Regions from separate parts of the Homo sapiens genome. Here all the other regions are linked to region 5. Evidence: chromatin loops called from intact Hi-C (ENCODE). Cell type or tissue: mammary epithelial cell. All regions are shown on one strand. Region 1 holds the start of LINC02595 (long intergenic non-protein coding RNA 2595). Region 2 holds the start of LINC01186 (long intergenic non-protein coding RNA 1186). Region 3 has its middle 49 kb from the start of LINC01186. Region 4 has its middle 140 kb from the start of LINC01186. Region 5 has its middle 67 kb from the start of LINC01186. Region 6 overlaps LINC01204 (long intergenic non-protein coding RNA 1204). Region 7 has its middle 120 kb from the start of LINC01186.

Evidence for each region. Peaks named below come from ENCODE experiments on the same cell type or tissue, not always from the same donor. Only the 100,000 strongest peaks of a DNase experiment are listed, where the experiment ranks them.
Region 1: a loop joins it to region 5, with 4 times the contacts of the local background. A loop is called at or near these places in 5 of 110 quality-filtered maps.
Region 2: a loop joins it to region 5, with 4 times the contacts of the local background. A loop is called at or near these places in 5 of 110 quality-filtered maps.
Region 3: it touches region 5 in a loop (8-fold over the local background); 3 of 110 quality-filtered maps call a loop at or near these places.
Region 4: a loop joins it to region 5, with 6 times the contacts of the local background. A loop is called at or near these places in 2 of 110 quality-filtered maps.
Region 6: it touches region 5 in a loop (3-fold over the local background); 2 of 110 quality-filtered maps call a loop at or near these places.
Region 7: it touches region 5 in a loop (2.5-fold over the local background); 4 of 110 quality-filtered maps call a loop at or near these places.

The regions. Positions count from the first base shown.
Region 1 is chrX:45,847,961-45,851,960 of GRCh38, forward strand. It overlaps LINC02595 (long intergenic non-protein coding RNA 2595), which reads right to left and starts at 3,530. Exons shown (of 3, transcript NR_125365.1): 1 at 3,394-3,530; 2 at 1,415-1,512; 3 at 114-253. In mammary epithelial cell, a CTCF peak has its summit at 1,509; DNase peaks (open chromatin) are centred at 1,471 and 3,921; H3K4me3 peaks cover 3,133 bases; H3K27ac peaks cover 2,974 bases.
Region 2 is chrX:46,325,721-46,329,720 of GRCh38, forward strand. It overlaps LINC01186 (long intergenic non-protein coding RNA 1186), which reads right to left and starts at 1,954. Exons shown (of 2, transcript NR_110388.1): 1 at 1,831-1,954; 2 at 204-734. RefSeq lists an enhancer at 1,226-2,425. In mammary epithelial cell, no CTCF peak of the experiment used is centred here; a DNase peak (open chromatin) is centred at 1,951; H3K4me3 peaks cover 285 bases; H3K27ac peaks cover 2,968 bases.
Region 3 is chrX:46,374,454-46,378,453 of GRCh38, forward strand. No RefSeq gene overlaps it. Among named protein-coding and RNA genes, the nearest start is that of LINC01186, 49 kb to the left of the region's middle. In mammary epithelial cell, a CTCF peak has its summit at 2,285; a DNase peak (open chromatin) is centred at 2,258; H3K27ac peaks cover 196 bases.
Region 4 is chrX:46,184,458-46,188,457 of GRCh38, forward strand. No RefSeq gene overlaps it. Among named protein-coding and RNA genes, the nearest start is that of LINC01186, 140 kb to the right of the region's middle. In mammary epithelial cell, no CTCF peak of the experiment used is centred here; DNase peaks (open chromatin) are centred at 494 and 1,854; H3K27ac peaks cover 2,880 bases.
Region 5 is chrX:46,258,989-46,262,988 of GRCh38, forward strand. No RefSeq gene overlaps it. Among named protein-coding and RNA genes, the nearest start is that of LINC01186, 67 kb to the right of the region's middle. In mammary epithelial cell, a CTCF peak has its summit at 1,827; a DNase peak (open chromatin) is centred at 1,713; H3K27ac peaks cover 2,551 bases.
Region 6 is chrX:45,513,473-45,517,472 of GRCh38, forward strand. All of the region lies in intron 2 of LINC01204 (long intergenic non-protein coding RNA 1204), which reads left to right. Among named protein-coding and RNA genes, the nearest start is that of LINC01204, 10 kb to the left of the region's middle. In mammary epithelial cell, a CTCF peak has its summit at 1,875 (motif pointing right); a DNase peak (open chromatin) is centred at 2,239; H3K27ac peaks cover 2,791 bases.
Region 7 is chrX:46,208,153-46,212,152 of GRCh38, forward strand. No RefSeq gene overlaps it. Among named protein-coding and RNA genes, the nearest start is that of LINC01186, 120 kb to the right of the region's middle. In mammary epithelial cell, no CTCF peak of the experiment used is centred here; DNase peaks (open chromatin) are centred at 539 and 1,849; H3K27ac peaks cover 2,184 bases.

The DNA.
Region 1 (4,000 bases), 410 kb before region 5:
TGGCCTACCATTCCCAGGAAAGAAAGTAAAAGCCCACAAAGGTAAATATTTTCTTCCCTTTGGCGTCTTCTGCCCTTCATTATAAAGAGTTGCTCAGTTGTTGAAAAAGGATCTTAATATGCAAAACTTTACATTTTAGTGAGAATCAAAGGCAAATTCTTTTGAACTGTGTCACAACGAATAACATTACAAACATGTCTCTCATCAGCACATAACTCGTCCTTATTTTAGTCAAGCAGGCAAATTAGTGGGCCTGTAAAAACAGCAAGGTAGTAGGAGAAAAATCATCAGAAGGTTAATAGCAGAAGGGCTTGGTTTAAAAGAAGCCTCCTAATGCATCTGTATTCTGATCGGTGTTACGTCAATTCAACAGTGAGATGCAGTTTTATTAAAAGCTGATACTTGGCTGGGTGCAGTGGCTCATGCCTGTAGTCCTAACACTGTGGGAGGCCAGGGCAGGCAGATCGCTTGAGCCCAGGAGTTAAAGACCAGCCTGGACAATATGGCAAAACCCTGTCTCTACAAAAAATACAAAAACAACCCCGGCGTGTTGTGGGAGGTTGTAGTGAGATGGAGATGTAGGAGATGTAGGATGTAGGAGATGGAGGTTGTAGTGAGCTGAGATCCTGCCACTGCCCTCCACCTGGGTAACAAAGCCAAACCCTGTCACCAAAAAAAAAAAAAAAAAAAAAAAAAAATTTTTTTTTTTTTTTGAGACGAAGTCTCACTCTGTTACCCAGGCTGGAGTGCAGTGGCGCGATCTTGGCTCACTCCAAGCTCCACCTCCCGGGTTCACGCCATTCTCCTGCCTCAGCCTCCCGAGTAGCTGGGACTACAGGCGCCCGCCACCACGCCCGGCTAATTTTTTGTATTTTTAGTAGAGACGGGGTTTCACCGTGTTAGCCAGGATGGTCTCGATCTCCTGACCTCGTGATCCGCCCGCCTCGGCCTCCCAAAGTGCTGGGATTACAGGCGTGAGCCACCACACCCAGCCAAAAAATAAAAAAAATTTTTAAGCTGATATTGTTATTGGTTCATGCAGGTGACTCTGTTAACATTATCTCAAATGAAATTATTCAGAACAATTGGCAGTTTTATGTAGTTTCAGGAAAAGTGTTTTGAAAAGCAGATATCAAACAACTGGTTAAATGCAAAGCCACATGGTCACAATGGAAAAACAACTCTTTTAGAACAGTAAAAAGTCATGTAATATAATGACATGCAGAATTTTTATTTAAATACATTGTCAGAAATAGATTAGACCCTGCTTCTCCTCGGAGGTTACCTCAAAATACATTTCACTTCATAGAAATTTATATAAGTGTCAAAATATTGAACATAAGAGCAAATGGGTTAGTACTACTGGAATGCAATAATTATAAAGCTAGATAGGTGGATTAATTGTCCTACATACCTGTGGTTTTTCAGATTCCTGTGCTTGCTTACTCATGTACATTTGACTCTTTCAGAAACCACTTCTGGAAGCTCCCGGTCTGGCTTCTACACTGCCACCTGTAGACATAAAAGAGAAATAAATCATGTATTATTCGTCAACAATGCATCTTTTCTAGGCATCTAACGGGGACATCTGGGGAAAAAGTGGCAAAACATTTGCTCCAAAAGACAAAAATGTTCTTTCTCCTCTGTGTTGAAAATTCCTAAGGCGTCCTTCTCCCCAATGGTATGATAAATTATTTGATTAGAAATTGAAACATATGTAAGTCTCAGATCATCAACTATACACCACTCTGAGCCGATCATTAAAGAGATGGAGTCGCAGAACTCAACTTACAGCCATTTCAAGACCTGTCGTTTAAAATTAAAAGAAAACTTCACCGCTTTGTTCATCTGTAATTCAGAATTCTGTAAATTGACACAAAGAAAGATCAGGGGCGATTCAGGCTAAGGTTACTTTACCACAAGGTTGTAAGATGTCTATTTAAAATAACAGTAATTCTAACCTGAACTACAGTTTTGTCCAATCCAAACAGCAGTTTGGTGGGGTATTTTCATCAAAATGCCCTATCCTTGATTTGAATATGAATGACTGCGGAAGGGTCTTTCTGAAACCCCACGGATTTTAATACAGGTAGGTCCTTTTTCCAAAAAAAAAAAAAAAAAAAAGTCAGGAAATGAACAAACAGGAATAAAAATTCATGAACAACTATCGGCAAATCCAAGCAGCCATGAGACGTGCGAGTGTGTGTGTGTGTGTGTGTGTGTGTGTGTGTGTGTGTGAGAGAGAGAGAGAGAGAGAGACAGAGACAGAGAGAGAGAGAGAGAGAAAGAGACAGAGAGAGACCGACCGACAGACACACACTGAGATTTCTGGAGTTAATTGCGAATAACCGCGCCGCGAAGCTTTTTTACCTCCTCCAAGTCCCACAGTCTACCTAGGACAAGTAAGCCCGGCTCCAGCACCTTAAGCCAAAGACACAAGCACCACCACCTCCACCCCCACTACCTAGGCGAGACAGCGCCAAAAGCCACCGAGCGTGCACGCCAGCCAGGCCCGCTACCCCGCAAACCCGGGAGCTTCTTTATCCCCAGCAGAGATCCGCCCCACTTACCAGTAATTTACTTTAACGCCTCGAAAGCATGATTTGGTTTACGGAATTGCAGCAAATAAAAGAAAATCAAGTCTCCTTGAGACACTGTCCTCCTCCTCCCTAGGACGCACATTCACACGGAACACTCTCCTTTCGCTCTCAACCCCGAACACGCTCTGGACTATCCCAAGAGGGTCTTTGGGGACCCGCCAGAGATCGATACTGCTCCCACGTGCCTCCATTAAACCCTTGTCCAAACATGCACAAGGCGCCAAGGGCATGTGCAGAATCAGCCCTCAGAGTAAGTTCAGCAAACCCATTCCCTACCCCCGAAAGCGCGAGGGAGCACCCTGACGCAAGCGCCGGCCCCGGCAGACAATACTCAAGCAACTCCAGCCTTCCGCGCACACGCCCCGACCGGTCCAGCCACCACTCTCTCCTCCCATGGTCCCTACAGTCTTCGGGCCGGGAGCAGGGGGCGTCCTGATGGTTGCTGGGTGTGGACTGTGAAGAGAAGGGCAACCTGCACACGCCACCGATACTGCGGGGCGGGTAGGAGATCGCAGTTTTCCAAAGCCCCACCGGTGTGCCCAGCTCCTCAGAAGGGGTGGGGTGGGGACAGTGGAACCGAGGGAGTGAACCCTAAGGGAGGCAGCTTTTCTGCACCTCTTTCCCACCTACCACAGCGCGCGCGCAGAAGCGCGCCCACCACGGGGCCGTGCACCTTCCTTCTGCCCCTGGACCTACCCAGCCCTCGCCCCCAAGCGCAGTGGCCTGGAAGAGCGGGCGTCCGGCCCGCGGTGGCCGGGGGAGCGGGCAGAGCGCCGCGCTCGGGGGTGCCCACCTGCGCGCAGGGTCGTCGCTGCTGCCGGTGCACCCGCCGCTGTTGCAGTCTCCAGCTGCAGGAGGAAGAGGCGCGGCGGCTGAGCCCCCGGACTCCACGCGCCTACTCGCGCCCCGGAGCGGTGGTCCTCATTTCCCTTCGTCCCGGCTGGCGAGCCACCCACCTCGCCCGCAGGTTCTGCCAGTCCCGCGGCCCGCCAGAGCCCAAGCTATCCTCTCCGCCCCTTTCCCGCCGCCCCGCGCTGCGCTGCGCTCCGCCCCCTGCCCGCCCATCCCCGCCGGGGCCCAGCCGGGGGCTGCGGGCGCCGCGCCTCGTGCCGCAGATTTCGGGTTCTTGGGTCTGTGGCGGTAGAAAGGGGATGGGGGGGACCAGGGGTGCGGCCCTGGGGTCCGCCCCCAACCCCGCTCTCCCAACCGGTTCCCCACTCCTGGGGCCCGCGGCGGCCGCCCGCGGCTAAGGGTGTGGGAACCGTGCACTCTGCCCCCGCTCTTCCGGCGTCTCCCCGCATGGCACCTTCCGTGGCCCAGAGGGTGCCTCGTGTCTTAGGGGGAGGGGGGTTGGTGAAGCAAGGTGGAGTGAGCCTGAGAGTGGAAGCGAAGAAATTACC
Region 2 (4,000 bases), 67 kb after region 5:
ACAGAACAGTGAGTCACTTACTTGCTTTTGGATGGAACGCTGCAGAGTGTGCTGTCATTGTGATATCTTTTTTTCCCTCATGCATTCTCAGCATTGCCAGCCTTGGCTTTGCTCATTAGATAAATAATAGAGTAAAATTCATGCAGTGGCCCCACAATCACTACTCCAGGGAGAAATGGAGGCGGGGAGGGGAGATGGTGGTCCATAAAGACCTGGGCTAGTGAATTTGGTGTTTTTGTTTGTTGGTCTTTAAATAAATGAACTTAAAATAAGATTTTCCAAATTTGAAAATAGATGCCTTATAGAGTAGATTTCTTATGCAACAATATAAAAATAAGAAATTAAATCTGGGAACGAGACTTAATTCTCCAACATGATTTTGTTTTGAAGTTCAGCCTCTTCAATGAGATGCAGGTATGGGGGAAGGGCTCCATTTAAAGAGCCCAAATTCCTATCTGTTACTTCAGATATCAGGTCAGATTAGTACTTTTAGAAAGTTTAACAGACCCCTTTGATGCAACAGGAAAGAAAAACAAGCTCTCTAAGCAGGAAAATTCAGGACATCCTTTTTCTTAGTTTTACGTGATGCAGTGAGTCACTTAGAGACTCTCAGGAAAATAAGCCCAGGATGGCCATCAAGATTAGGGAACATACTGGCCCAAACAGCTGCAGAGCAAGTAGCTTCTCTGTCCCTGGTTCCCATCCTCCTAGTGTTTTCTCTTTAGGGCCAAGTGCTGTAAGAGAGAAAAGAACAAGATGACAAGGTCAAGACAGCCTCTTTGTAATCCTTCTCAAATCACCGAGAAACAAATCAACCACGATTGTATGCATTTTGATGTGACAGGGAAATAAAGTAAGGTAGAATATTGTGGAGGTTTGGGGGGCAACTTTGACCAAAGATTCTCAAGTTCATCTCACTCTCTTGGGTTAAAAAAGCATGTGAAGCCAGAAGTTTGAGACCAGCCTGACCAACATGGAGAAACCCCATCTCCACTAAAAATACAAAAATTAGCCGGGCGTGGTGGCACATGCCTGTAACCCCAGCTACTTGGGAGGCCAAGGCAAGAGAATTGCTTGAACCCGGGAGGCAGAGGTTGCAGTGAGCCGAGATCGCGCCACTGCACTCCAGCCTGGGTGACAGAGTGAAACATTGTCTCAAAAAAAAAAAAAATTCAGAAAGCAAAATTTCTTGCCCCTGTAAATTCACACTTCAATAGAAAACTATTGCCTGTAGTACGTGCTTTCAGGCGTTATCTGATTCTGATTCTACTGGAGCTATTTGCCACTCCCTAAGTTGTAGGTCACTGATAGATATGCAAATCCTGTCCTATCTGGTTCAATTGACTTCCTTCCCCCTGTGTGTGTGGCGGCGGGGGCGGGGTGGGGGGCAATAAACAGTTTGCTTCCATTTGCAATTCATCTCTAAATTCCTTTACTCCACATAAATTGGGGCTGTTTCTTTTTTAAACCAGTTATAACATCTGCCTGGCTCTCTCAGTTATGTAAGTAAAATAAAGTCTTTAACACATGTTCGTTTTTATATCTGTATAACGGTCACGATTTTACCTCTTTCTGGAAATTACCTTTTAACACCCTTGTGAGATTTCTTTCTTAGGTAGCAGCAGCAGGAGACCTGGTGGAGGACCTTCAGTCTAGAGAAGACCAGTACCAGGCCATCCGGTCTATAGGTAAAGAGCAGATGCCTCCCACAGAGCTGTGCTCCACAGAAGAAACAAAGGGGCTCTTCGAAAGGGACATGTCCCTTCTCCCACCTGCCTCCCTTCCAACCTCCCAAATTAACACCACCATCTAAAACAAGAATTTGGTCACCTTTCGGAAGGCATCTTTCCCGTTTTAGAAGGGGTTACTTCTGGATCCTCTCTCAACTTGCTGGTTTCCCACGCTCTCGACTTGCAGTTTCACCCAGTGGGCAGGGCTGGGTTTCTGTTAGCCTGGCTGCAACCTCCTGCGCCCTGCCAACACACAATGATCAGTGGCATTCCTGGAATTCCTGACATAGCAGAGAAGCCAGGCTTGGCCCTGCAAATGCCCTTGAACTGCAGTTCTGACCCCAGTGGGGCATTTTATCTTTTATTCACAGCCAGAGGTTAGGACCTATTTATGTAAATCCTCTGCCAAGGGTCGATTCATCTTGACCCCCTGGTTTTCATTTCTCTAATTGTCCCAGGTATTTTTTAGACCCCTTGGAAACTCTTCATTCAGTGAAAAACCTTGGGGTCAGTAAGAATGCGGTAACAAAGGAAAGGGGGTGGGGGCCTGGAAGAGTTGAGGAGGCTTCCTTTGAAGTGTTGTAAAGAAGCTTTCAGAGGCCACCCAGTTTACAAAGTAAAAACAGCAATGACCTCATGCACCCCATTTTATTCACGGAAAATAAGCTTTCTTGAAATGGTGTCTTCACCTAAGAAGTTTCTTAGAGCATGCATTGTTCAATTTTGTTTCCTAAAGCACACATTGTCCAATCTCAGTGGTGGTAAGGGGTTGGGGAAGGAGCTGTCAGAATTGCGGGCCTTTGGGCAGGTGGTGGCTCCTCAGACAATTGTTCCCACTTAATGGGCCCAGGATCCCTCCCAGATTTGCATTTTAAAAGGGGGCACTGCCTCCCCAATAGTGAGAAAATACTTGATCCCTGAGAATTGACCCAGGTGACAGAAATTTCAGGCCACATGGAAAGCCAGCAGGGGAGATACTTGGAGGTCAGCAGGGCTTTTGGAGGCCTTCAAATAATTCTTGATTGAGGGCCTTGTGCTCTAACCTCCAACTCACAGTAATAAAGGGAAGGAATTGCTTGGAAAACAGCCCAACTGTTTTACAACCCTAACAGCAAATTTTACTTTTTCACTAACTGAATTTTCATGTACGTTTTAAGCCAGTTGGATTTTTTTAATGCTCTATTTTCAATAGAAAGATGGGGGAAAAAAATCTTCTCTTAAAAAACTATTTTTCTTCATTTTCTGTCAACTTTTTATTACGAAAAACTTCAAACATGCAGAAAAGTTGAAAGAATAGCACAATGAAAACCCCTATACCCACCATTGAAATTTGACAAATGTTAACCTTCTGGTATATTTGCTTTATCTATATACACAGCTATATATACAGATTTGCTTCATGAATATATACTTTTTTTTTTGCTGATCTATTTAAAAGTAAATTAAATTAAAAGTGACATCATGACACTTCATCCCAAATACTTCAGCTTGCATCATTCTAATATAAGTTAATTCTCTTATATAACTATTGTACAATGATTACCTCTAAGAAAATCGACAGTAATTGCCTAATACCACCTAACTCTCAGAATACCCAGTCCACATTCAAATCTCCTCAACCTGTACTATGTCTTGTAGCAGTTTCTTAATTAAACCAAAATCCAATCACAATTCATACATTTGGTTTTTTTAGTCTTTTTGGAATAGTCCCTCTACTTTTTAAAAATGACATTGTGTTTTTGAAGAGACTTTGTAGAAAGCCCCACATTCTAGATTTGTCTGATCAATTGTGTGTGGTGGTGTTCTTGTTCTGCCCCACCAGATTTCCTGCAATGAGTTCAATTGTGTTTGTCCCCCAAAATTCATATGTTGAAGCCCTAACCGCCAGTACCTCAGAATGTGACTTTATTTGGAAATAGTCACTGTAGACATAATTGGTTAAGATGAGGTCATACCAGAGTAGGGTAATAGGGTGGGTCCCTAATCCAATATGACTAGTGTCCTTATAAAAAGGGGAAATTTGGAGATAGACATGCACATATAAGGGGAATGCCCTGTGGACATGAAGGCAGGGATCAGAGTGACACTTCTACATGTCAAGGAATGTGAAAGATTGCTAGCAAACTACCAGAAACTAGAAGCAAGTGAAGGGGGCCAGAATATGCCACCCCCAAACATGTCACTCAAAAAGGATGGTTTTGAGCTGAAGGCAATTAGCTCTCTGCCCTTCCTGCTTCTGACTAAAAGCAGGACATAAATTTCCAGTTGTA
Region 3 (4,000 bases), 120 kb after region 5:
ATGAGCTGAGAGGGATGTTTACAGACTGTAAAAATACGAGCTTGAAAAGAAAACTAGATCTCAGGAAACATAAACCAACATGTCAAAACCATGAATGCCTGTGGGGAAGATTTCACATATTCCCCCACTTAAGACACCTTTAACAAGATCAGTTTCTTCAATCCCATGAACAACTTTTTGTGAGTCATTAATTAGGCCCTTACACAATAAACAAAGAAATTAATAAGGAAGTTCAATGTTTTAAAAAATGGGAAAAGAGTTATTTCTTGAAAAGAAAGAGCAAAGTTATTTTCAAATACTTAAGCAAGTGAACTGAAGTGGGGTTTTTTTCTTGAGTTAGACACAGGTTTAGTTAATTCTCACAAACATATCTGGGAAGATAAGGAGTTTTCAGTAGAAATGTTATCCTCAAAGAATATTCATGAGGGAGAAAAAGTGCAAGTGAAATCAAGTTGGAAGAGAAAATTAATACATACGTTGCTATGAAAGACCAGCTAATATTGGTCTCAAAACTCAGTTATGAGAACTATATGAAAGCTGAACACAGTTTAATACACGTGAAAGTGAGCAGAATCACTTTCTGCTTCCACTTGTACCAAGAACTAGTAAAAAGCATGTGGAAAATAGTACAGAAATGAGATGGGCACAGCACAAAGTTTACAAATTTCATCTCACAGCTAACCATCCTCAAACACATTGTACTCTGAATTTAAGCTAGGCATAGTACATAAAAAATCTTCTAGATCACATCTAGATACATCTCTTTTCTCTCTTTATCACAGAGGGCAGTGCTCCCCAGAATGGTAGAATTTGCCAGTTTTCTGAAAAGGTGATGGGGAGAGCACAACAGTAACAACTTTGCTTTGACAGGCAACTGACACCCATATGATTGATCATGCCAATTATTTCTCCAATGGTGGAATGAGGATCGATTTTTAATTGAAGATGGAATTCTAGCATTCGGAGATTTTTTTTTTCCTTTCTTTCTTTTTTTTTTTTGCTTGAACCAGAGCTATCCAGTTTTTGAAATGGCATGGCCTTCAGGGCCCATAGCCCTTTCTTGGACCTCCCACACTCTTCATATCACAAGGCCAAGAAAATAAGTACCTGCCCATAGCAAATAGCTATGGGCTATTTTTCCTAAACAGCTATGGGCATGTTTGCTCACCATTTCCTAAATCCCATGGAAACTGGGACAAAAGGACCCAAGAAACTTGAAGGGAGCACATTTTAAAACAACCCTACAAAACAGGCACTTTTTCTTGTATATTTTACCACCACTTTGCTTGTGCTGGTGAAAGTGGAGGGGAGATGAGAAAAGGCCTCATTTTGTATGTTAGCTCTTAGCTATTTGGTTTAAGGGATTTTTTTTTTCTTATAAAACATGCAACTGAAACTGGAAAGTCCTTCAGCTAGATGGTCAATGTTTTTTGTGGAATGTGAAAAGGATGGCTTTTTATATCACTGGGTAATTTACATACGCTTGGTAGGTTACTCCCAGATTTCCAGGGTAGAAAGTGACAGTGGGAGACGATGATTCAAATTGTTCAAATATCCATAGGGAAGACATATAAACTCACCACAGACTTTGATAACGTATTAGTCATTAGATATCTCATCCTGACCCCAGCCTCAGATTCACCTGCTGAATACCTGAGCTTAAGTAAGCCATACTTGGAAATGTGGAAACAGAACCCTACTGAGAAAAAAAAACTTATCAAGAAAAAAAAAATCTCTCTTTCCTGTGCCTAAACAATTTCCCCCCAAAGAGCCAGAAGCTAACACAATATTCCCCCCTAAAGAGCCAGAAGCTAACACAGTAACACAGGAAAAAATGAGAATACAAAAGGTAACATCTCTAAAAGGTACTTCAGCTTTCACACCACGATTCCACATCACTACATTGATGACATGCAGAAAGCAATCAAATGCAGGAATACTCTGGGTTGACTGAGCAGAGGCACAGAGTAACAGCCTGGGTAAGCAGCAGCCCTGCTCCTGGGCCAACAGCTGAGCACACCCAACAGAAATAGAATGGTCACTGACGCTGACCACAAGGCAGGCCCCACACAAGTAAGTGCTTTACCTGCCCTTTATCATGTAACTCTCATGGCAACCATCTGAAATAGGCATTTTTAATTTCCATCTTAAAGATGAGGAGACAGAGGCACTGAGGGGCTAAATAGCTTGTCAAGCTATTTGTATAGAAGTTAACACAACCGGCAAGAAGCAGAGAGTCAGGAGCCCGGGTCTTTCTGTTTCTTTAAGCAACATTGCCTCCCTGTGTTCAGGGCTGACTATTCTCTCTCAGGTTTTCAGAGCCATTTACACAGATGTTCAAAGAACAATGCCATGGTTCACTCATACAACATGGAAAAACATCATCATAAAACTCACAGAGTATCTCTCTAGTCTATAGAAGCCAAAATATCAGTGTGAAAAATAAAATCCACAGTCAATCTTACATTAATTCACTATGTCTTCTGAGTCCATTTTTTATTTGCTGATATATCCCATTCTTAACAGTGTTTTACAGATGCGATTTTTATTTTAAATTAAAATGGAAAAATAAAGGTTTCAAAACTGTTAAAGATATCATGACCGTGCTTAAAATTATTTTTTAAATAATACTGAGAAATCCCAAATCCAGAGCTCAGATAGCTTGTTTGAATCATTTTTCTTAAAAAAATAGTTTAGTGGACTTAGCCAGATGAAGCTCACATCTTGGCACCGTGATGTTCTGGATTATCCTTTGGCAGAGGGAAGGAAGTGGGACAATCTATTATCATTATTATTGTTATTATTACGTTTTTTCAAGATGGAGTGTCGCACTGTCGCCCAGGCTGGAGTGCAATGGTGTGGTCTCGGCTCACCGCAACCTCTGCCTCCCAAGTTCAAGTGACTGTCCTGCCTCAGCCTCCTGAGTAGCAGGGATTACAGGCACACACCACCACACCCGGCTAATTTTTTGTATTTTTAGTAGAGACGGGGTTTCACTACTTTGGCCAGACTGGTCTCGAACTCCTGACTTCGTGATCCGCCCACCTCGGCCTCCCAAAGTGCTGGGATTACAGGCGTGAACCACCATGCCTAGCCTATTAATATTATTTTTTAAGAATACAAGTGCAGAACGTGTAGGTTTGTTGCATAGGTAAACGTGTGCCATGGGGGTTTGCTGCACCTATCAACCCTTCATCCGTCATCTAGGTGGTTTTTTTGTTTGTTTTGTTTTTGTTTTTTGTTTTTAGAAGAGACAGGGCTTCACCTTGTTAGCCAGGATGGTCTCGATCTCTTGACCTCGTGATCCACCCGCCTCAGCCTCCCAAAGTGCTGGGATTACAGGCGTGAGCCACCGTGCCCGGCCCCCGTCATCTGGGTTTTAAGCCCTGTATGCATTAGCTATTTGTCCTAATGCTCCCCTCCCCCCGTCCCTCACCCCCCAACTGGCGCCAGTGTGTGTTGTTCCCTTCCCTGTGTCCACGTGTTCTTATTGGAACAATCTATTATAATCTGCACCTCAACTTCCCCCTCCTGTGCTTGCAGTCTCTTCAATAGCAATAACTTTTCTTTTTTTTTTTTTTTTTGTTTTTTTTTTTTGAGACAGAGTCTCGCTCTGTCGCCCAGGCTGGAGTGCAGTGGTGCAATTTCAGCTCACTGCAACCTCCACCTCCCAGGTTCAAGCAATTCTCCTGCCTCAGCCTCTTAAGTAGCTGGGATTACAGGCGTGTGCCACCACACCCAGCTAATTTTTATATTTTTAGTAGAGATGAGGTTTCGCCATGTTGGCCAGGCTGGTCTCAAACTCCTGACCTCAGGTGATCCACCCGCCTCGGCCTCCCAAAGTGCTGGGATTACAGGTATAAGCCACTGTGCCCGGCCAATAACTTTTCTTTCAGGCTTAAAACCTCTTCAGCAGCTCTATGTTCCATCAATTGCTAATTACCATAATTCCATCTCTGCAATTTTTTTCTTCTCTCTCCCTTTCTGTTGCAATGGCCCA
Region 4 (4,000 bases), 75 kb before region 5:
GTTAGCAATTCTCAAATTTACCTTTCCTATTTTGCGCTTACATGTCTTTGTTATTCCTCTTTCCTGCTTTTCTCTTATTTGTATGAGGACAAGGGTTAAGGTTTGCACGTTCCTTTTTATGGTCTTTTTTGTGGGAGGCACAGAGGGATGAAGGAGAACTTTATATTTTTCCTGTCTTACTTGGACTTTTGGTCTGCTAGCCTATATTTTTTAATTCACTTTCTTTGTTTTTCTGGGAAAGCTATCAAGTGCTGATGCAGAAGTTTCTCTGAGTTTTATGGTGATGGGATTGGATTCAGAAAAAAATTTTAAAGGTAAATAAATAAGGGAGGATTATAAGAAGTTTCGAAGAAACTACAAGTCAGACTTTTTGTAACAACTGGATTATCTCATCTATTAATAAATCCAACTTCATCAAGCAATAACTTGCTGCTCTCTCATTATAATCAATGCTTAAAAAGTGTTCCTAGTCTTGTCATTCGTGAGTCACCACTATTAAAAACTGCACTACCTAGGGGTTTTGTGAAGAAGGGAGACTCCACCCATATACACCCACACTGAATGAATCAAGAGTTGATACTTGAGAAAATAAAAGATAAGTAACAAGCCAAAATATGACAGAAGAGGCTGATACAAACAAAAAGATATCAAGCAGAAAAAAAATTAATGAGATATAAAATTAATAATTATTTGGGATTATTAAAACATTGGAGGCCATATTGTCACTTCATTACAAGCTATGCATGTCTATAAATTATCTAGGACCTCCAGTTTTCTAGATGAGATATTACACCTTCACTGTGAATTCTCTTTATTTCTCCTAAATTCAGTGATCCTCTGTTCTGATGGAGCCTTAGGAGATCCACTCTAATAATATGTTTCATCACAGTCATTCGAAAAGCTAGTAAGAGGTATCATAAGAAAAAATTCCTCATTAAATTAGACTGGGAAATACCAAATTAAACAAAGTCAACCAATTTTCTCTAGTGTACATTTCCTTGAGCCTTCAGCATGCTAATTGGCTTGACAAATCTCTAAGAGAGAAGTTAGTATATAGTAATCCTTTTTTATTGAGCATGTCTTGGAACACATGCTCTGTGGAACATGCTGCGAGAAATTTAGCTGTAAAGTGTAGAGTGAGAATTTTGAAAAAGAGGGAGAGAAAAATCTATTTCTTCATCCTGTTGGAAGTTACATTACCAGTAAAGCCCTAAGAGTCTTTATCTCATTTTCTAATATTGTGTGTAACACATTCATTATCCTTGGAAATCTAAGATATTGAAAAGTTAAGTAACTTGTCCAAGATCATACATTTGTAAGCGGAAGAACTAGGATTTGAGTTCAGAGGTTCTTGATTCATGCCCTTAACAGTATATCTATCAAAAAATCTTTCTGGTGTTTACACCCATTCCTGAGTAAGAACAATTCTTGTAAGAAAATGTACATAAACACATAAATTTCCACAGGTCGCTGACATTCTGATGGTTAAGACAACTGTGTCATCAGGGATGGATTGAATGTTACAAAATGTGTTTGGGTGTTTGTCCTGTACATACATTTTGATTAACTGGCCTAGCACACAGGTACAATTTAGAAGGACCTAACCTTCCACCTTGCTCATCAGGAATGAGAAAAATGCCTATGGCATTCATAAAGTACACCAGTCTACATAGCTTCTTCTATCACTGGGAGGGAATAGGGTCCAGTTTCACCAGCAGCATCTCCCTTCTGTCTGCTCCTCATGTATTCATTCTCTTTTACATCCCTTCCTGATTCTAATCCAAGTTTCTGTTTTAGAAGTGATTATCAAGTAAAAAAATTGCTGGTGGAATTCTTATGTGGTTCATGTTAGACGTGAGATTTACAGAGAACTTGACAGGTACCAAGTCTCATTCCTTTTAAATGATACACTAAACGTGCCCAGAGATGTTTCAGATTGTCCCAGGAACATACATACCAGGATTCGTTAGGGCATGATGTTTATCTGTGCATCCAAGTTGAAATGGTGAAAGACTTGCATATGATTCCTTCCAAGTCCTCAACAATTTATTTTTAAGGAGACAAGGTTTTATATTTAAACCAAATCCAAAAACCCCCACAAGTACAATAATAGAGAATCGGTTAAATAAAATATGACAAAAGATCAAAAAGTCTTTAAAATGTTTATAGGTTGTTAATGATAAGGAGAAACACTCATGATGCAACTTACTCATTCTGCAAATATTTATTTAGCATGTACTATGTATCAGGCTTTCTTTTAAAGACTGGGGACAGACTGAATAGAAATAAGCGGCCCCCTCGTCCATGCCCCTTTTGTCAAAGGAATCACTGGAAGGCCCACTGCCCCAGGGGACGAAGGTCCTCTGAGTCAGAAGCCACTAATCAGATGATCCAGCAGCAGGACTGAGGGTGCCCGGGGCAAGTGCCAGCCCATGCCATCACCCTCACAGAGCCCTGGGTATGCATGACCATTGAGGTCCAGGAGGTTAACTGCCTCCTGGACACTGGCACAGCCTTCTCAGTCATACTCCTCTGTCCTGGACAACTGTCCTCCAGATCTGTCACTATCCAAGGGGTCCTAGGACAGGCAGTCACTAGATAACTTCTCCCAGCCACTAAGTTGTGACTGGGGAACTTTACTCTTTTCACATGTCTTTTTAATTATGCCTGAAAGCCCCACTCCTTTGTTAGGAAGAGACATTCTAGCAAAAGCAGGAGCCATTATACACTAGAATTAGGGAAAAGAAAAGAGTAAATATATATACAGATTCTAAGTATGCTCACCTAGTCCTCCAAGCCCACGTAGCAATATGGAGAGAAAGGGAATTCCTAACTTCTGAGGGAACACCTATCAAACATCAGGAAGACATCAGGAGATTATTATTGGCTGTACAGAAACCTAAAGAGGTGGCAGTCTTACACTGCCAGGGGCATTAGAAAGGAAAGGAAAAGGAAATAGAAGGGAACCGCCAAGCGGATATTGAAGCCAAAAGAGCCGCAAGGCAGGACCCTCCATTAGAAATGCTTATAGAAGGACTCCTAGTATGGGGTAATCCTCTCTGGGAAAACAAGCCCCAGTACTCAGCAGAAGAAATAGAATGGGGAAGTTCATGAGGACATAGTTTCCTCCCCTCAGGATGGCTAGCCACCGAAGAAGGAAAAATACTTTTGCCTGCAGCTAACCAATGGAAATTACTTAAAAGCCTTCACCAGACCTTTCACTTAGGCATTGACAGCACCCATCAGATGGCCAAATCATTATTTACTGGACCAGGCCTTTTCAAAACTATCAAGCAGATAGTCAGGGCCTGTGAAGTGTGCCAAAGAAATAATCCCCTGCCTTATCACCAAGCTCCTTCAGGAGAACAAAGAACAGGCCATTACCCAGGAGAAGACTGGCAACTAGATTTTACCCACATGCCCAAATCTCAGGGATTTCAGTATCTACTAGTTTGGGTAGATACTTTCACTGGTTGGGCAGAGGCCTTGCCTTGTAGGACAGAAAAGGCCCAAGAGGTAATAAAGGCACTAGTTCATGAAATAATTCCCAGATTCGGACTTCCCCGAGCCTTACAGAGTGACAATGGCCCCGCTTTCAAGGCTGCAGTAACCCAGGGAGTATCCCAGGCGTTAGGCATACAATATCACTTACACTGTTCCCGGAGGCCACAATCCTCAGGAAAAGTTGAGAAAAAGAACAAAACACTCAAACGACATCTAAAAAAGCTAACCCAGGAAACCCACCTCGCATGGTCTGCTCTGTTGCCTATAGCCTTACTAAGAATCTGAAACTCTCCCCAAAAAGCAGGACTTAGTCCACACGAGATGCTGTATGGATGGCCCTTCTTAACCAATGACTTTGTGCTTGACTGAGAGATGGCCAACTTAGTTGCAGACATCACCTCCTTAGCCAAATATCAACAAGTTCTTAAAACATTACAGGGAACCTGTCCCCGAGAGGAGGGAAAGGAATTTTTCCACCCTGGAGACATGGTATTAG
Region 5 (4,000 bases):
CCGACATAGATAAGCAAGCTGGAAGCTTTCACGAGTGAATGCCGGCGGCTGTGCCAATAGGAAAAGGCTACCTGGGGGCTAGGAATGTTTAACATGGTGGCTCCATCTTCCCTTTTCTTTATCAACCACGTGTACAGTAAGGAACAGACAACATGGCACCGGCCACGGAGAGAATCCGTCTGCATAATAAAAGATTAGGGTGCGGTGGCCAGCTTCTTCAGGTTCTATGTAAATGGCACACCTGGTCCAACCAATCTTTGGCCCTATATAAATCAGACACCATCTCCTCAAGTCAGTCTATAAAACCCCATGCACTTGGCTATGGCCCGGGAGACCCACTCGGGCACCCCCCCTTTCACTGCAGGAGAGAGAGCCGTTCTCTTTCTTTCGCCTATTAAACCTCCACTGTTAAACTCACTTCTTACGTGTCCATGTCCTCGATTCTCTCAGCATGAGACAACGAACCTCAGATATTTACCCCAGACAATGACGCCGCTTCATCAGGACCCCTTTTCGGTAACAGAAGGGGTTTGTTTCAGGGAGGGGCTGTTGTCCTCTTTGTTTCAAAGTTAAATTATAAACTAAATTACTCCCAAAGTTACTTTGGCATATGTCCAGGAATAAACACAGGCAGCTTGGAGGTTAGAAGTAAGATGGCGTCAATTAGGTCAGATTTTTCTCATTGTCATCATTTTTGCCAAGTTATGTCCAGCTTATGGCAGTTCGATTGATTTATGGGTACTTGGCATCAGTCTATAACCCACATAGCAAGGTAAATGTAAATCAATGAGAATTTCTGGGAAAAAAAAAAAAAAACTTTTTTACTAATAATTGCCCTTTCCTTATTTGTCCTTTTTTCTTTTAAAACCCAAGTCTCTCCTTTGTTTCCTGGAGCATCTTCTGTGTTTCCTGGGCTGCAGTCCTCAAACTTGGCCCAAATAAGCTCTCTTATTTTTATTTATAAATTTTCTAAAAAATTTATTTTTTGTCTTCCCAAAGCGGTGGGATTACAGGCATGAGCCACCGTGCCTGGCCCCAAATAAACTCTCTATGTTAATTTTGCCTCAGTTTCCTTCTTTAGGTTGACAGTTTTCATGCCACTTTTTGCAGATCATTAGTGCAATTTAATTTTGCCAGCTGCAAGAACAGTTCTTTTGAGCGCTTTCTTGTAAGTAAGCCTTGATGTTTCCCTCTTAGCTGTCTAATGCCAGTTAAGGTTCAGGGAAGCTCCCAAGGGATAGAAAAGATGAAAAGAGCAAGAGAGAGGACAGAGGGGGAAAACGGAAAGGAGGAAAAAGTCTGAGCAAGAAAAACTGGGATCTGTTTTAATTTTTTACAATAGGAAGTGATAACCTAAGTTCAGTTAGGGGCATGACCCACTCAAGACATAACTACCTTAACTACTTGTGGAGAATTGAGTCTGAATCTGTGCTTTGCATATATTAGCTCCCAGCAGTGACCAAAATGAAATAGCTTGGTCTTTTTCCCAAGAGTTCTTTGGCCACTACAATAGTAGCTAAAGCAAACCTAATAGGCAGGTTCTCTATGACTGAAACTACAACCAGTCAGGGAAAGGGAGGCAGAAAAAGTGTTCGGACAAATTTTCTGGAACAATACATTCCTGAGCTCTGCCCAACCACACTCTTGCCCCACCCTAAGCCACCAGCCCCTCCTGAACAAGGAATTCACAGATGCCCTAGGCCAAATTCAAAATTGAGGAACACCTGGGCCTATGAGGAAATGAGCTAGTCTCATCTCTTCCCCCTTCCCAGAGGCTACAAACATAAGAGGCTCACACAGTCTTGCATTTCCCTGCCCAGCAGCAGGGGATAGGCTTACTCATTATCAAGCAAGCCTTAAACATCTACTCTGAGCCAGCCTCAATGAATACAAAAATGAATAACACCAAGCCATGAATAAAGAGCTGATAAACTTCACTTTACTCATACATTTTTGCTCAGCAATGTGTTCTCATTTACGGGATCTGAATATCAGATCATTTAAAAGCTCAAAGTCTTCAAGTATTATGTAGGGATGGGAGAGGTATCTGCTATCTGGGGGAGGTTCTGGAACCAATCCCTCATGGATACTGAGGGACAATTGTATTTAATTTTGAAATACCTTGGATCAAGAAGGGCCTTTGACATGCAGAGAAATGCAAGTGAAAAAGAAAGCATGTATTAGAATAGATATGTGGGGCAATTTACCTGGTCCAGCTCACCTAGCCAGGAACATTAGAGTGGTCATAACTATCATCCAGGAAGTGTGCCTCTAAGACTAGGCCATACCTGATCCTTTGCCCCCTGCCTGTGGTGGGGTTCCTAGAAGTAGTGCTCACACGGGAATTCCTATTGAAGTGATTTATTGAGGAAGGACTCTATGTAGGGGTGAGGAGAACTAGCAGGATGTGATGTGAGATCTAAGCAGGAGACTAGCTTCAGCCTGATCCCACAGGGAAGCTCTGGAGTACAAACTGTACCCCTTTATAAGTCAGTCATTGGCCACAGTCTGTGGTGGGCAGTGGTAGGGGGTGCATGGGGATTGCTGGGCAATTTTCTTTGGAGAGGGAGGCAGCTAGAGAAGAAGGCATCTGTAGGTTATCAACCAACAGTCACAGCAGCTAAAATATTGTTACCGGGGGGTCCTTGCTCCCAGAGCTCCCAAGATGGTGGCGGGCCTCTTCCAAAATGCTGGTGGGCCACTTTCAAGATGGTGGCAAGCCTCGTGTTCTCTGACCTGGAGTTCTTGGCCTCACGGATTCCAAGGAATGGAGTCTTGGGCCATGTGGTGAGTGTTATAGCTCTATTAGAAGCCATGGGTCACGGAAGAGAACCGTGGGACCCAGTGACTAGTGTTCAGCTCGATTAGGATGAACCCAGGCACTTAGCCGTGCAAGAACAATGGCAAGCCTTTAGCCCGATCGGGAGCGGCAATGGGCGTCTCGCTGGATCGGAAGCACAGCGGACACCCTGCCAGATCCGGAGGGATGGAAGTCAGCGGTGGGTCTGCGACGGCAGCAAACAGCAGCGGTGGGCGGCGAGTTAAAGCTCAGCTCGGGCCGTAACAAACACGGACCAGAAGAGTGCAGTTGCAAGATTTAATAGAGTGAAATAGAATAAAAACAGAGCTCCCATACAAAGGGAGGGGACGGAAAGAGGGTAGCCGTTGCTGGCTCAAATGCCTGGGTTTATATCCCGATCATTGTCCCTCCCCCTGTGCTGTCAGGCAATAGATGATTTGCTATTTCTTTACCTCCTGTTTTTACCTAATTAGCATTTTAGTGAGCTCTCTTTACTATCTGATTGGTCAGGTGTGAGCTAAGTTGCAAGCCCCGTGTTTAAAGGTGGAAGTGGTCACCTTCCCAGCTAGGCTTAGGGATTCTTAGTCGGCCTGGGAAATCCAGCTAGTCCTGTCTCTCAATATGAGTGCAGAGAGAAGAAAAAGGAATCTGGGTGAGGCCATCAACAGCATGCACTACCTAGCCCCACCCTCATTATCTTTTTCTGTCAAGGGCTAGATGGTAAATACTTTAAGCTTTTGCCAGCCGTATGGTCTTCATCACAAGCACTCTTATTTTAGCACAAAAGCAGCCATAGGCAATATGCAAATGAATGGACAAGGCTGTGTTCCAATACAATTTTATTTACAAGAACAGGCAACTGTAGCTTCTGTCTGTCCTCTTTCAGAGACAAGAAGAGATCTTGGTCTATCACTAGCACCATGTGCAAGGATCAGATACGGACCGTAGGGGGAAAGATCGGGCTTCTAATCACAGCCCTGTGTCTCTGTAGCTCTTTCAGATGCAAGTGCCAGAAACCCAATGAAACAAGAAATTTTCCTTGACCCTTTCGTGGGCCTCGCGACGGGGGTGCCTTACTTCCTCAGTCCGCAGCTCTCAACTCCTCATGGTAGGGGGAGCACGCAGGAGCACCCAGGTGAGTGGGTGCAGGAGCCAGAGCGAGTGATTTTGGGCGCTGGCAGGAGCAAAACTCTGTGCGGC
Region 6 (4,000 bases), 750 kb before region 5:
GGGGGCACTAGGTGAGGATTTTAGGTCTAGTCCACTGTTTACCAACTGTGTGACCTTGGGCTGGTCTTTCAATCTCTCTGAGCCTTTCTGTCTTCATCTGAAAGATTATGATATGATTTCTACTTTGTAGGGATACAGTGATGGCTAGATGAGCATCATAGGTTGTGTTCTGCAGAAGTAGAGCTTGCAGTAATAATTCTGTGCCAATGATTTATTAAGAACGTGCCCCCAGGGGAGATCAGTAAGGCAGTGGGGGAAGTAAGACAGGGGTGAGAAAGAAGCTAAGCAAGTCTCAGCTTCAGCTTGATCCTGCAGGAGAGCTCAACAGGGTACATTATACACTCAATTAACTCAACTTGGAGGGTGTTGGCTTTCCTATTCCAGTCAGTTACCAGCCAAAAGCCTGAAGGTAAGGGGTGGTGGTGAATGTAAACTCCCAGGCATTTCCAGTTCTCCGTATCTGAGGGATGGCTCCAGGTTTGGTGTGGGCTGTTAGAAGCCAAAGGACGCTGAAGCTGGGAGAGGAGTTCATAGAAAAAAAATATAAGGAATAAAAGGATCTGGACCAGAAACTAAAAATTACAGTGTCTAAGGGAAAAGCCATTTCTTTCTTCCACTAAGCACACTGTACTCTGTCCTGGAATGAGACAGAGAATAGACATACTGAATGGTCCATATTAATCCCTTTCAGAATCGCCTTCACTGTGTGGTGCTTCATACTATGAAAGACCAGCAAGGAAAGACATCTAGAAACACATCGTATTAAGAAACATTAGGTTTGTTGAGCTAGTTGCCACAAAAGAGAGAATACAGAGGAATCCTAAGGCCCTTGGAAAGAGGGAGCAGGCAGGGGCCCCTCATTGGGATTAGGCTTACTCCAAAAGATTCTCAGGAGGAATTAGGAAGCAGGGACCAATTATGGATTGGACGCTCTCAAGAAGCAGGGGCAATTTTGTGTTTGGGCATCTCAATAGTTTTTATACAGAACAAATAAGGCTGGAGCTGTCACAGGTAAGGGAACAGCAGTCACTCATGTTATTCAGAGAAGGAGAACGTTTAGTTATTTTTGTGATTACTGGGTGGCTTTATCTTTATCTTGTTCCAAATATGATCATGGAATGGTCTTGTCCCAGCACTGTTTATGTTAGTTGAGAACATCATGGTCTGGCTGCCAGCAGGACCATTTCTCACTCTCTCTGGTTGTCGGCAGGGATGTATTTTATTTCCTTCCTCAATGGCATATACTTTTTTCTCATCAAAGTTAAAAGAAACAGCCCTGCTAGTTCTACAGCAGCAGTACAAATTCTAAGGAGCATGCTAGCCCTTGTGCCACCTGGAATATGGCACAAAATATCCCATAGGAATTTCATTCAAAATTTAATACCAAGAAAAAATATCTACTTAAGGAATGATAGTCTTTCTTCTTCATGATAGCAAGGTCTAGGCAACACATCCTACTTTTTTCTTCTTCGTCTGCCTTTTAGGATGCCCAGAGCCATATTTGAAGCTCCTTTGACCTTTTTGGTTTGCACATATGCAGTCAATTTTCTCCCTGATATTAATTTTCTATTTCTATTTGGCTATTTTTTTGTTGTTGGCTTCTTCAGATCAAATTGGTGAAGGAATGAATAAATTCTGCATTAAGCCATGTTGCACAGCTTGAAGCGAACACAAAATTAGATCGTGCATTAGTTCCCAGTTATTTTATGAATGTAACGTGCCTCTCGTAATTTAAGAGGAGAGCATCTATCTTTTCTTTCTTCAATTTCCTTCCTTCCCATAACATAGCACAAAGAAATGTTAAATAGATATTATTTGGAAACTTTGTTTTTGATGGAAGATAGTTTGGGGATTCTTGCAGGCAGACAGTAGAGGTCACCATGGAGCTGTGCATGATGGAGCGGCCTCTCATGGACCTGGTAATTTAGCTGGATCGGTCTGAAATTGCATGAGGTTTAATCATTCAATTCAGATGAGTATACTTTTTGCTCTGGTCATTCAACAGACAGCACTTTGTGATGGTTGCCTTCATGTCACTTTGCTAATACAGTTGTTTGGAGGAGAGAAAGCAGCTTTTATATATTGTTTATTGAAAAAAAAAAATCCATCTTAAGCACTAAGGAACTCTGGGAAAAATGGTTACAAAATGTGTTTACTTAAATATTGTGAAACGAGGATGGAAATTCGCAGTGCAGGGTATTTGTCATCTGCTCATGACTAGCAGATGGCCGCCTCCTCCTCATCCTCCTTTGCGAGCCGAGTGACTCACATCTTACAGGGTGTGCAAAATGAAATTTCGAAACTCTCCAGAGTAGAGGTGGCAGTGCCATAACTCCATGCAGGAGGAGTGTGCCAGCCAGATTACTTTGCCAGCCAGCATGCTGCCAAAACTTCACAAAATGTCTCTCATTGGAAAAAAAAAAATGCGTTTGGATGTCTCTCCACACATGTTCAATCCACCATCTCTGAAAGGATACAGGGTATATTTCAGGCTGTGGGGAAGCCTGTGTGGGTGAAAGGGAGCAGGTGGTCTGCCGGCCCGGAGCTGGGTAGTAATCATTTCTACCAAGGTGAATCACAGAAGATGGGCTCACCTGTTTTGGCTTGTCAGCCCCAGAATGTTTGCAGGTCTGCCTCCAGCCATCAACAGAGCTGTCATATGCTCTAATAAATAAGAGATTAAATACAGTTTAAAGAGATACAAGTCATTTACGTTCAAAGTTTTTCTTTTTCTCTTTTGTTTAATTAAAAGAAACTCCAGATCTGCTACACCAAAAAATAAAGGCTGTATTACAGGCAATTGTACTTGTTTTAAAAATAGAGCCCTGCCAGTCAGGTGGACTAACAGATAACTTGATTTTTAGCTGCAGATTCTACTTTCCTTCATCTGATAGCTAGTCACCGAAGATTTCTCCCTCATCTCCACCCCCCACCAATGAACTGCACCTCCCAATATTTACCCCTTTGTGTAGTATCCTCCTTTTGAAGTCAAAAGAAGTCTTTGAGCTTTCACCTGGGTCTCTTGGAACACGTGCTCTGGAGGAAACCCACTGCCATGTAGGAAGTCTGACTACCCTGAGACCTCTATGTTTTGAGGGAGCCACATGTCACATGAAGAGACTGCATGGAGAGAGAAATTCCTGGCAAGCCCCTAGGTGTTTCAGGCTGTTGAACAAGATGTGACTAAAGAAGCCATCTTCAACATCCAGCCTAGTTGAGTCTTCTGATGACTCCAGCCGCCATCTACTGCAACCACCTGAGAGAACCCAAGAACTACCTAGCTGAGCCCAGTCAACCCATACAACCATGACAGATAATAATACAGACGGTCCCTGACTTATGGTGGTTTGACTCATGATTTTTCAACTTTAAGATGGGACACAATCATTCACATTCAGTATGCTCTTTGACTTATCTTGGGGCTAAGTCTGAATAAACCCATCATAAGTTTAAAATATTACAAGTCAAAAGTACATTTTCAACTTATAATGGGTTTATCCAGATGTAGCCCCATGGTAAGTCAAGAAGCATCTGTAAATTATTTTAAGCCACTATGACGTTTTCCCCAAAACATAGATAACCTAAACACTGTGACACTTTACACACACACACACACACACACACACACACACACACGAGAGAGAGAGAGACAGTGAGAGAGAGATCAAGTGGCTAAACAGTAACTGATTAGCAGATTATGTTAAAACTTAGTAGTTGGAAGCACTTTTGTTGTGGCTTGAACCTCAAATATTTTCTAGGAGACCTTAGACTCTAGTGGTATGATGAACAGAAACTCGTGAGTATATATAACACAGTGAATTTAAAAAATGCTCTTTGGTGCTGCATGAGATGGGGGCATACTCTATGAAGCTAAGGAGTAGCAGAGAACCTGGAAGTAATTAAATACAGCAGTACACTTGTCAGCCGTGGGGCCTCCATTCTTTGTTTATGTTGAGTACCTAGCCATCTGAAACATGTAGGTAACTGGAAGATGAAAAAA
Region 7 (4,000 bases), 51 kb before region 5:
GCTTGGTATGCGTTTAGTGAATGAATGAATGTATGCCTGGGTAGAAAGATGAACCAACCAATGCAGTCCCCCATGGCAGTGCTTGAGAGCCCCTAGAACTGAAAATGACCAACTCAAGGTAAGGAGATGGGAGGGACAAGAAGGATCAAGGGAATGAGGGGCAAATAGGAAAGTCCATAAGGAGGAAACAGAAGATTGAATCAAATCAAGCCAGTCTTCTACTAAAGGAGAGTTCTGCAACCTCAACCACTCTTTAACTTTCTCTCACCTTAGTCACTTGTCACCACTTCCTCACCTCCATTCAACCTACTAAACTATAGCAGCATATTATAGTCCCTGCTTTATTGCTACATTATTTGTGGCATTGTGAGAATTTGTCTGTGGCACCAGAATAGTCCTGGCTAACTCTAAATTCTTTTTATAGTAAGCCTCTTCTGCAGCAGTTGAAATTGAAATTAGAAACATGCGGGCCTTGAGCACTAAGCTGGGGCTGATGAGCAGGAAGTGGTAAATGAATAACTACCTTATTAGATCATATTTTCATTGTACAATTCCTTAGAACAAAGACACTTGCAGCCACAAGACTTGCTACCTAGTGATATAGTTGCGCTGAAGCCAGTAATAATTGTACCATGCTAAAAGCCTATTCAAATCCATCATTGGGAAATATAAGGAAACTTCAGACACTTCAGGATTTACTATATTTTTTCTGGATAAACTATGACTTAATAAGGGAAGTTTTAAAAGTGATTCAGGGCATCAACTAACATGACAGAAAATATTTTAAACAATGGCATAAATGGATCAGTGTTCTCTTGTTTAAAACTAAAATCTATTCTTTTTCTTTTTTTCTTTTTTAAGCGAAAAGACATTTAAGACAAAAGCCTTTAGGGGTCCTTTCAAATTCTCAAATGTCTGACTAGGGTTTCAAATAACAATGGATTAGAGAAGAAACCTCCCCCAACTATACCATACTTAAACACATTAATTATTACACTAGGCTGAACAAACTAATCCTGAATGCTCAACAATGTTATTAGTACTAGAGGCAGCACTATTTGAAAGCTTTCACTTTTCCCCTAGTACTTATGCCTGATTACAGGTGTAAGAAAGTTTCCTATAGTATGTGTCTCACAAAATCCACTGTGAATGTTTGCCACATTTCATATCATGTGAAACATTAGGCATGTGTATAGATAGGGTAGAACTCAGCATGCAGCACTGATCAGATGATTATAAAGCATGAGGCAGAAACCAAATAGGTGGGCAGTTTTTTACTAACCACACAGAACTGCTTCATAAGATTACTCCCAAGAGTCCAGGTTCTAGTAAAATTATTTATGGTTAAGTGTTATAAGGTTATGCAAAGAATGTATCGACAATAACCAACTCCAGTTTTTCATGGATGCCATTATTATTTAGGGTTCCCATATTTAGTTACCTTCTAACAGTATAGGTCTGTTTCAAAAATGAACTTTGGAGAAAGTTTAAAAATTATGATCTTTTTAAAACAATTATTAGCCAAATAATCTCCCAATGAATGGATAGTGATTCAAATTTAGTAAACCATAATTTAAGAAGTTCTATTGTTTACAGTTACTCCCAGAATAACTTAATTCAGCAATGTTCCAGGTTTATCCTATGCCCACACTCTTGCAGAACAGCCTGTCAGTTACCCGCATTCCTACACCTGAGGGTGGAAGGAAATCATGTAAAATGTCAATAACGAAAGGGGTAAAAAGAATTTTCAGAACCTGATTTTCCCCATTCCTTAGGATGTGCTCAGAGCAATGGGAGGGGAGAAAAAGAAAGAATATGTACATGTTAAAGGAAACCATAAAGGTTATCCACGTTTACATAACCACAGAATGTGCAAGGTTTACCCAGGTGATAAAACCACCCACTTTCATTCATTCAGGAGGTAGTCACACTTATTTTGTGTCCAAAATAAACCTATACAACTGGAGGCATTATGGAGGGGAGGGCGTCAAAGGTTAACACATACTTAACAAGCAGGGAGAGAGGGAGAAGGAATACTGTTTGGAGAACAGGGGAATGAAATGGAGTGTTCTAAGGAAAAATTCACAAATACGCTCTTAGAGAAAATACTAATACAAGTGAATATGAACCAGAAGATGTATTCTTTAACAAATTGGTGGGAGATAAATAGACCACAAAGTTTAGTTTTATTCAAATATATTTTCTCTTTTTTAATTCCCAGCAAGTCAGAAGCATATGCCTCTTAGCAACATCATTGCCCTGTGAGAGCTCATCTCACCAGAAGGACAGCTAAAAATGGGTCCATATGTACCTTTGGCAATAAAAATGTTTCAGTAACGGCTGCTTGCGTGCTTGTAATACAGAATTTAGCCAGGTTTATTATTGCACCTGATGTTGTATATAAAACTGCGTATACTATTTAAAAATCTCTGACAGACTTACGAAATTAACCATAGTATGGGAACTCTGTGCTAACATGATGAATAAATGACTGAACATGTGAATTCCTGTCTACATTATTGGAAAACATTTCCCCTCATGTATTCTTTTTTTTTTTTTTTTTTTTTTTTGAGATGGAGTCTCGCTCTGTTGCCCAGGCTGGAGTGCAGTGGCACAATCTCGGCTCACTGCAACATCTGCCTCCCTGGTTCAAGCAATTCTCCTGCCTCAGCCTCCCAAGTAGCTGGGATTACAGGCATGTGCCACCACACCCAACTAATTTTTGTACTTTTGGAGAGATGGGGTTTCACCATGTTGGGCAGGCTGGTCTCGAACTCCTGACCTCCGGTGATCTGCCTGCCTCAGCCTCCCAAAATGCTGGAATTAACAGGCGTGAGCCACTGTGCCTGGCCCTTTCTCATGTATTCTTGAAGCTTGTTCTCCAATTTCATCCTGGGGAAGAGCTGGTATTAGAATAGGATCTATAATGCTTTTCCCCAAGAAAGTATTATCTTATAAGTGGAGAGGGGAAGAATTCATTTTTTGTCCTATTTTTTTAAAGAAAATGTTTTGTCGAAGTATAACTTACATACCATAAAATTCACCAGTTTTTAGTATACACATTAATAATATTATATGTATGTGTGTATATACATATATATATTATTATTATTTATTTATTTATTTATTTATTTATTTATTTATTTATTTTAGACAGTCTCGCTCTGTCATCCAGGCTGGAATGCAGTGGTATGATCATAGCTCACTGCAATCTCAAACTCCTGGGCTCAAGTCATCCCCTGCCTCAGCCTCCCAAAGTGTTACGATTACAGGCGTGAGCCACTGCTTCTGGCTATTTCTTATGTTTATAGAGTTGTGCCACTATCATCACAAACCAACTTTAGAATATTTCCTTCACCCCAAAAAGATCCCTCATGACCATTTGGCAGTCACTTCTCATTCCTACTGCAGCCCAGGCAACCAATAATCTACTGTTGCTCTCTATAAATTTGTCTTTTCTGGACATTTCATATACATAGAACCATACATTATGTGGACTTTTGTGACAGGCTTCTTTCACTTAGCATAGTATTTGAGTTGCATCCATGTTGTTGAATGCATCAGTTCATTGTTCCTTTTAATTGCTGAATAATATTCCATTATATGGATATATCACATTTTGTTTAATCATTCAAAAGTTGATGGACATTTGGGTTAGCTATTATGAATTATGCTGCTATGAACATTTGTGTGCAAGTCTCCCCATGGACACATTTTCATTTCTCTTAGATAGATATCTAGGGGTGAAATTGCTGGATTATATGGTAGATTTATGTTTAACTTTTTAAGAACCTGCCGAACTGTTTTCCAAACTGGCTGTACCATTTTATGTTCCCATCAGAAATATATGAGGATTCCAGTTTCTCCACATCCTTGCCAAAACTTATTGTCTGTCTTTTTTATTATAGCCATTCTAGTGAGTATAAAATGGTATTTCAATGTTATTTTCAGTTCCATTTCCCTAATGACAAATGAGCCTGAGCATCTTTTTCATGTGCTT